Regions from separate parts of the Homo sapiens genome. Here region 2 is linked to region 1. The links are chromatin contacts, found by Hi-C or POLR2A ChIA-PET in ENCODE. All regions are on one chromosome and are shown on one strand. The core of a region is the stretch at or near the end of the contact, and the rest is flanking DNA. Distances in the headings are between cores, read along the strand shown.

Region 1 (3,586 bases), core at 558-3,057:
ATAAGAAAATGCTCTCTGGAGGTTATTAAAAAATATAGAGGCAAAGTCCTGGCAAAAGAACGAGAAACGGGGTGAAAGGGAGAAGGAGGAAGAGAGAAATTAATCTTTATCAAATATTTTATTATTATTCTATTTCTTAAGCCTTATTCCTGCTTCTTAAGACAGACTGTGAATAAGCCATCTCTGTATCCCAACTAATGCAATGACTCTGGGGGTACTGTCAGATCCAGATTTATATGACAGATTTTTGACTTACTAATTTGTGGGACCCTAGGCAACTACTAGAATGTCTTGAAGACTTAATTTCCTGCAGCACTACCTCATAGAGTTGCTTTAAAAAAGTATTACTAGCTTACAGACGGTACTGTTATAAGTGCTTCAAATATATAAATCCTCATAAAGATTCTGAGGTAGGTATTATTAGCTTCATTTCATGTCAGAGCAAACTGAGGCATAAAGAAGTCATATAGCTTGTTAACGGTTGTATAGCTAGTGTCTGGCAAAACCAGGAATCTTAACTTCCAGAGTCTGTGGTTTAACCACTGTTCACACTGTCTATAATAGCATATAGTAATATAAGATTAGAACTAAATAGGGTGCATTCCACTGCAAAGTTCTTTCTCACCTTCTTCTACTCCATTATTTGTTGACTATTTACTGATCCCCATGTTGTCTTGCAACTGTGATAGATAATAGAGAACAAGGGTGAACACAGCATATCTGGTTCTTGCCCTCCTGGAGGTTCTGGCCATTAAGCAAATAACAATTCCTCCCAAGGTTCTCAGGCTTCCCTGTTTTCTCCTATTTCTCTATCTGTCCAGCAGTACTCCAGCCAACCAATCTAAGACTGACCGGCGTGAGCAGAGAACAGAGTCTCCAGGAGGTCTGTGGCCAGGGCCAGGCGATTTATGGGAAAGAGGCAGACATTTTCCTGGGTTAGTGACCTTGTTTTCTCTCCGAACCTCCGCTTAAAATGGCGGGATTTGTACCAAGGTTCTTTCCCGCACCAACCTTCCATTATTCACCCTTCTCCCCACCCCCAAGGCCCGTCGGGCCTATCCCTGACCCGCGTTCCTGCACTTGAGGTGCATTTCCGCACCTGGATCCCCAGATACTGTTTTTCCCCCACGTTGAGTCTCCCGAATTTCACGAGAACTCTCTCTCGCGGTCTCTGCCCCGCCCCTCGCACCCAGGCCCCGCGCCCGCTGTGGGCTGCCGCCCGGGACCGAAGCTCTCAGAGCCCGCAGCTCTGGTTCACCAACCGCTGGGTGGGAGCCAGGCCCGGCCTTTGAGTGGCGGCCGGGGTGGTCTGCGCTCGGCCCCAGGAAAAATCTGGCACGGGCCAATCGCAGGGAGGCGAAGGGCAGCTCCGGAGGTCCTGGCCAGAAGCATTGGTCACCCAGGCCAAGCAGGCGTCGGGGCGTGGGCACAAGCAGAGCTCGCGGCCCTGACCGCGGCCATTGTGCTTGGCTGCCTCTCCTCAAGGCCGTGGTGGGCAGGGCAGCAACGGGAGAAGCGCCGAGAGCGCCACTGCAACGACTTTCCCCTACCCTCAGCTACTGTGCTTTCATGTAGTGAAAGAAACAGGGAAAAGGTTTGGGTTCCTTCTGCGGCTTATGAAGACGACAAAAAACGAAAAGAGTGGGGGCGGGAGGCAGAAGCCGCGAGCCTCTGCGCGCGCCCGGTCACGTGGGCCGCAGGGATCGCATGGCGGCGGCCTGCGCGCCCCCGCGTCCCCGCCGGCCAAGCCGACCGGGCGCGCGCGCCGACGGGGCGGGCGCATGCGCAAGGGGGCGCGCCGCCTCTGCCCCGCGGCGAGGGTGTCTATGGAGAGGCGGCGGCCGCGGCTGCTGAGGCGGAGGCTGAGGCAGTGGCGATGGCGCCCTTTCCTGAAGAAGTGGACGTCTTCACCGCCCCACACTGGCGGATGAAGCAGCTGGTGGGGCTCTACTGCGACAAGGTAACGGAGCGCTGAGCCTCCCGCTGTGGGCGGTGCGGGCGGCGATGGGGAGCGGGCTGGGTTCTTGGGGCGGCCTGGCCTGCGCCGCGCCCGCAGCCCCGTGCCGTCGCCGCGCGAGTAGCCGCCTGCGCAGCTGTCAGCGCCGCCCGCTCCCGCAGCCTGCCCGCCCGCTGCGAGGCCTTCGCAGAGCCGGCCTGGCCGCCGCCTCGGACGTGCTCTCGGGGCGGGCGGCGTCCCCTGCCGAGGGCCTGGCGGCTGAGGAGGGGCGCTACCGGCGTCACTGGCCGCCCTCGGGCCGGCCCCACCGCCGCGCTGGGACTCCCGCTGCTGCCTCTAAGGAGAGCGGCCCTACCTCCTCGAAGCCCTGGGTGCCCCGGCCGGCCACCTGCGGTGGACTCCCATCTGCACCGAGTAGTTGTTCCCGTCCCCCGTCACTCCCCCGGGCCTGTTCGGGGCTCTCCGTGCAGACACCCACCCATCCTCTGCACCTCTCGCTGGCTTCCTGGCTGGAACTGCAGCGTCTCCCAGCTACCCGGTTCCTTTTACCCCCGGCTTTCTTCACTGGTTTGATTTGGGAGAAAAGCCAAGTTTAGAACTGAAGAACCTTCACTCTTCATGTGTCGTTATCGTTTTCCTTGCAACTTTTATTGCCCTGAACACTTACTGGATGTAGATTTTGTTATAAGACAGCAATTCTCTCTTGGATTTCTTTATATGAGCTCGAATAAAGGGGGCCTCAGGAAAAGTTGGTTTAACTGTGAGAACCATTTTGGGCCCATAATTGGTGCAGCATAAGCTGAAGAGGCACTTTTGTGGAGATGGTTCAGGGCCCTTTGCTAGTGATTTTAAAACAATATTAACATTCCACGTATTTGTCAGTTTATGTTGGGGAAAGTCATGGATATCTGCAAACCTCAGGCAGTCCCGTTTCTTGTGGAAATGATCCAACTAAATAAAGCATTCAAATGACTACTGTTTAAGCATAGAAATCAACTTTTAGGAATTCTCAGAAATTGCATAGCATTATGCAGAACCATTGTCTACAGAAAAGAGGGGTGTTTCATAGCTCAGCCAGGCGATTGGAGGATGCCCAGGGTATTCACTGTTAGGCCACACTCAAGACCAGCAATTTAAAGCAGTGACGTTGAATTTCAAATCTTAGCACTCCATCTTCTCCCTCCCTCCATTCTGAAAATTTAGAAACACCCAGTTCACATGAGTTGGAAACACCAGGACTGTCTAGGACAATGGTTTGCAACCTTGGTTGCTTATTAGCCTTAAACTAAAAACTATTAGAAGTCCTGATGTCTAGGTCACTAAAATTAGGATTTCACCCAGACATCAGGTATAAATGATTAAAGCTCTCCATTTGAGTGCAGTATGCAGCTGAGGGTGAGAACCACTCATCTAGGAGAAGCATGAGGAATGGTTAAGCCATTAAGCAAGAGGGTATATCCCTGAATTTTTTACTTAGCAGTATTATAGTGTTTTTATCCTCTCTGGCTTTTGAATATCGTTCATTCAGACACCATTCTTTAATAGCAGGAAAGAAAAAAAAAATGGTCTCAAAAATCGAAAGTGGAAGTGAAGACTAACAGAATCCAAGGTTTTCTCTCCACTTTAGAC
Region 2 (3,883 bases), core at 1-2,500, 1.9 Mb before region 1:
CACCAAAGAAAACGGCCTTCCTTGGCATTGGTAACTCTGCCAGGTTCTAACTTCCCTAAGATTGTTCACTCCCCGGGAATCAATGGAGCCAACTGAGCAACTGTTATCTGGGTAGGCTGTGGCACAGTACTGGAGATAGCACTGGTCAGGCGACTGGTCCCTCCACCACTGAGATACCTGCAGGAGACTGGAGCTCAAGCTCCCCCTAGAACGTTCTTCTGCAGGGACAGTCATCTCTTTCTGGTGCTTAGGCATGACTCCCAAGCTTGTGCTGGTTCCGAGAGCCATTCCCTTTGCAGATCCTTCACATCTGAAGAGCGACCTTCGTAATTTTTTGGAGTTCACTTTTCTTCTGGAAGATGCTCTTAATTCTGGGAAACGTGGGTCTCTCCCCAAAGCCCTTTTCTCTAGAGAGGCATGCTTTTCCTCTAGAAACCCTTCCAAGCTACTTAACTCCCTGACCTTTCACTTCCGCGGGGGAAGGAGCCCTGTGACTCTGGGACCTCAGAAACCCTTTCACCTTGGCAAACTCGGGCTTCCTCCAAGCTCGGATGGGAGCCCCACCGCCGCGTCTTTCCCCGGGTTACTGCCAGGACCGCGGGTGACGACTGGAGCAAGTGCGCGGCCGAGTGGAGCCGGGTAAAGGGCGGCTACAACCATCACCCCCTAGCCCCGAGCAGGGGAATCGCGCCCTCAATACGACCGCTGGGGTCCTCAGCGGCCTAGGCCGATCCCCGCAAGGAGAGAATTTTTCTTTTAAACTGATTTTTGCAACTTGGCTTGGGCGCCCAGGACACCGCGGCTTCGACCAGCCCCGCAGCCCCAGTAGCCCACGGGCAGGGCCCCAGCGGCGGACCATGAGCGAGCCGCCGCCTCTCACCTTCGTCATGTCTGCGGTGGAGAGACTCCGGCTCCCGAAACGTCTCACGGCCAGACGTCGGACGACTACTCGCCCCGCAGCCGGAAGAGGCAGCAAGAACATCTTGTCGGCTCGGCCCCTCGCACCGCCCTCCAGCGAGCACGTGGAGAGCGGTGGGCGGGCGCGCCTTGGGGCGGGGCTTTCGGGGCGCAGACGGCGTGCGCGCGGACTGGCTCGGGCGCCGGGCGAGCGGACGTGCGTCTAGGGGGCGGGACGGATGGGCAGCACCGGCCGACTGGACCGCTGGGATCAAACCGCGGTTGTGGAGGGGACTCAAGGGTGCGCCCGCATTCGTGTGCGCCCGCATTCGTGTGCGCCCGCATTCGTGTGCGCCCGCGCATGCGGGCGGGGGCGAAAAGGCGGGGCTTCCGGACGCGGTTGACAGTCCCGGGAGCAACGCGAAGTAGAGGGGCGGGACCGATATGGTGACGTCACACGATGGGTGGGGCGGAGGCGGGGCGAGTTCTGCAAGCGGGCGTGGGCGGAGCGCTGGGCAACTCCCGGGAAATAGAAACTGAGTGCCAGAGCTTGTTGTCAAGGTTGCTGAATAGACGACTGCATAGTGAAGACACTCCCACTGAGTTTTCGTTTGTTTGTTTGGTTTTTTTGAGTCGGAGTCTCGCTCTGTCACCCAGGTTGGAGTGCAATGGAGCGATCTCGGCTCACTGCAACCTCCCGCTGCTTAGTTGAAACGATTCTCCTGCCTCGTCCTCCCGAGTAGCTGGGATTAGGGGCGCCCGCCACCACGCCCAGCTAATCTTTGTGTTTTTTTGTTGTTTTTTTGGATTTTTTTTTTGAGGCGGAGTCTCGCTCTTGTAGCCCTGGCTGGAGTGCAGTGGCGCAATCTCGGCTCACTGCAACCTCCGCCTTTCGGGTTCAACAGATTCTCCTGCCTCAGCCTCCCGAGTAGTTGGGACTACAGGCGCCCACCACCACACCTGGCTAATCTTTGTATTTTTAGTAGAGACAGTGTTTGGCCATGTTAGCCAGGCTGGCTTTGAACTCCTGACCTCTGGTGATACACCCGCCTCAGCCTGCCAAAGTGCTGGGATTACTTACAGGCGTGAGCCACCGTGCCCGGCAACTCTTTGTATTTTTAGTAGAGACGAGGTTTCACCATGTTGTCCAGGCTGGTCTCGAAGTCCTGACCTCGTGATCCACTTGCCTCGGCCTCGCTAAGTGCTGGGATTACAGGCGTGAGCCACCGCACCTGGCCTGAGTTATTTTTATTCGTGTCCTTTCATCTGTTCCACAGGTGCAACGGTGTAAATACTGTTTTTGAAAATGATGTAACACTATTAGGTTCGTTGACTCGTGCACATAGCAAGTCAATACGCCCAGACACCAGGGTTGCAGCAGAGAAAGAGGTGTAATCGTGGAGTCGCCAAAGGAGGAGATGGGAGGAAACCTCAAATCCATCTCCCTGAGGAATTTGGGGTCAAGGTTTTTAAGGGTTTTGGAGAGGGCTATAGTGTGGAGATCGTTGATTGAAGAGTGCAGGGTGAAGTCATGGGACAGGGCGTTGAAGAACCTGTATTCTTAAGCTGACCCCATTCCTCTCTGGGGATCTTCAAACTGGTAGCTGGAATTCAAGGTCTGAAAAATATCTTAAGCGATCCTTAAACAGAAAGCTTATGATTCTAATGTCAGAGATCCTGTCTATAGGAACAATGGGAATGCAAATGGTCAGTATGTAGTGCTAGGTGACTTTTAGCAACAAGGAAGTGGGCCAAAGTACAGCCTGATTAATGCTTAATTATAACTATATTTCTGCCTAGAACTTGGCATGAAATTTTTGTCAACACAGTGGGGATGGTTTCAATAGAAAGTTTTCAAGTAGTGCTCAATATTTTTATATATTTTTATTTTCTGTAAAGCGTTTTGTTTTTTTTAATTCCTTATTTTTTACTTTTTTTTTTTTAACGGAGTCTTGCTCTGTCACCCAGGCTGGAGTGCACTGGTGTGATCTCAGCTTATTGCAACCTCCACCCCTGGGTTCCAGCGATTCTCCTGCCTCAGCCTCCCAAGTAGTTGGGATTACAGGCGCCCGCCAACACGCCTGGCTAATTTTTGTATTTTCAGTAGAGATGGAGTTTCACCATGTTGGCCAGGTGGGTCTTGAAGTACTGACCTCAAGTGATCCACCCGCCCTGGCCTCCCAAATTGCTGGGATTACGGGCGTGAACCACCGCGCCCGGCTGGTTTTAAATTTCTCATTGTAAAAAAGTACACAGCTGAATGCAACTCGGAGAATATGGGTAAGCACGAGGAGGGATACAAAAATTGTTCTTAATAATGACACCAGCCAGCTGGGTGCAGTGACTCATGCTTATAATCCCAGGACTTTGGGAGGCCGAGGTGGGAGGATCGACTCAGCCCAGGAGTTCAAGACCACCCTGGGCAAGGTAGTGAGATACCCATCTCTACAAAAAGTTAAAAAATTAGCCAGATGTGTGCCTGTAGTCCCGCTAATGGGGAGACTGAGGTAGGAGGTTTGCTTGAGCCTGGGAGGTTGAGTCTGCAGTGAGCCATAATTGTACTACTACACTCCAGCTTAGGTCACAGAGCAAGACCCCATCTCTTTTTAAAAAAATTACACCACTGTTGATCTGATTGCAATTTTAGCTGAGGTGCAGGGGTGTGGGGAGGCTTACACCAGCTGCAGTGAGCAAAGTCTTCACCTTGAGCTCAGTTGCAGGAAAGAAAGAATGTCTATTTCACTCTCCAAGAGCTAGACACTCCAGAGGAGAGATTTGATCTTCCTCTCTTGAAGGCTGAGTGGGTTGGACTGGTAGGTCCACTCTGGCTTCCACCTTCTCTAGATAGTTAAAATGGAGTTGCATCATAAACTCAATAAACTCACCAAATTTTATCTATATTTGCTCCAAAGACAGCGAAATCTTTACATTCACTTTACAGCTCTTCCCTCCTTCCAACGTGATAGATCAGGCCGCAGTTTCTGAA

Evidence for each region. A loop is a pair of places that touch in the nucleus more often than their neighbours do. ChIA-PET counts read pairs that join two places held with the same protein, here RNA polymerase II (POLR2A). Pooled maps may share reads with other maps.
Region 2: a loop to region 1 is called in a map of CD8-positive, alpha-beta T cell, with 6 times the contacts of the local background. The contact joins the promoter of LAP3 here to the promoter of FBXL5 in region 1. A Hi-C loop is called at or near these places in 2 of 168 maps with a recorded cell type or tissue (CD4-positive, alpha-beta T cell and CD8-positive, alpha-beta T cell), 2 of 37 single-sample maps with no recorded cell type and 13 of 50 pooled maps. POLR2A ChIA-PET finds 5 or more read pairs at or near these places in 1 of 52 experiments (MCF 10A).

Annotation. Positions count from the first base shown.
Region 1 is chr4:15,653,578-15,657,163 of GRCh38, reverse strand. It overlaps FBXL5 (F-box and leucine rich repeat protein 5), which reads left to right and starts at 1,807. Exons shown (of 11, transcript NM_012161.4): 1 at 1,807-1,960. The coding sequence starts at 1,877. It also overlaps a transcript of FAM200B not described here. RefSeq lists an enhancer at 1,283-1,402 and silencers at 1,703-1,812, 1,737-1,914, 2,053-2,122, 2,153-2,372.
Region 2 is chr4:17,574,565-17,578,447 of GRCh38, reverse strand. It overlaps LAP3 (leucine aminopeptidase 3), which reads right to left and starts at 1,250. Exons shown (of 13, transcript NM_015907.3): 1 at 881-1,250. The coding sequence starts at 982. RefSeq lists enhancers at 703-902, 1,243-1,602 and a silencer at 973-1,182.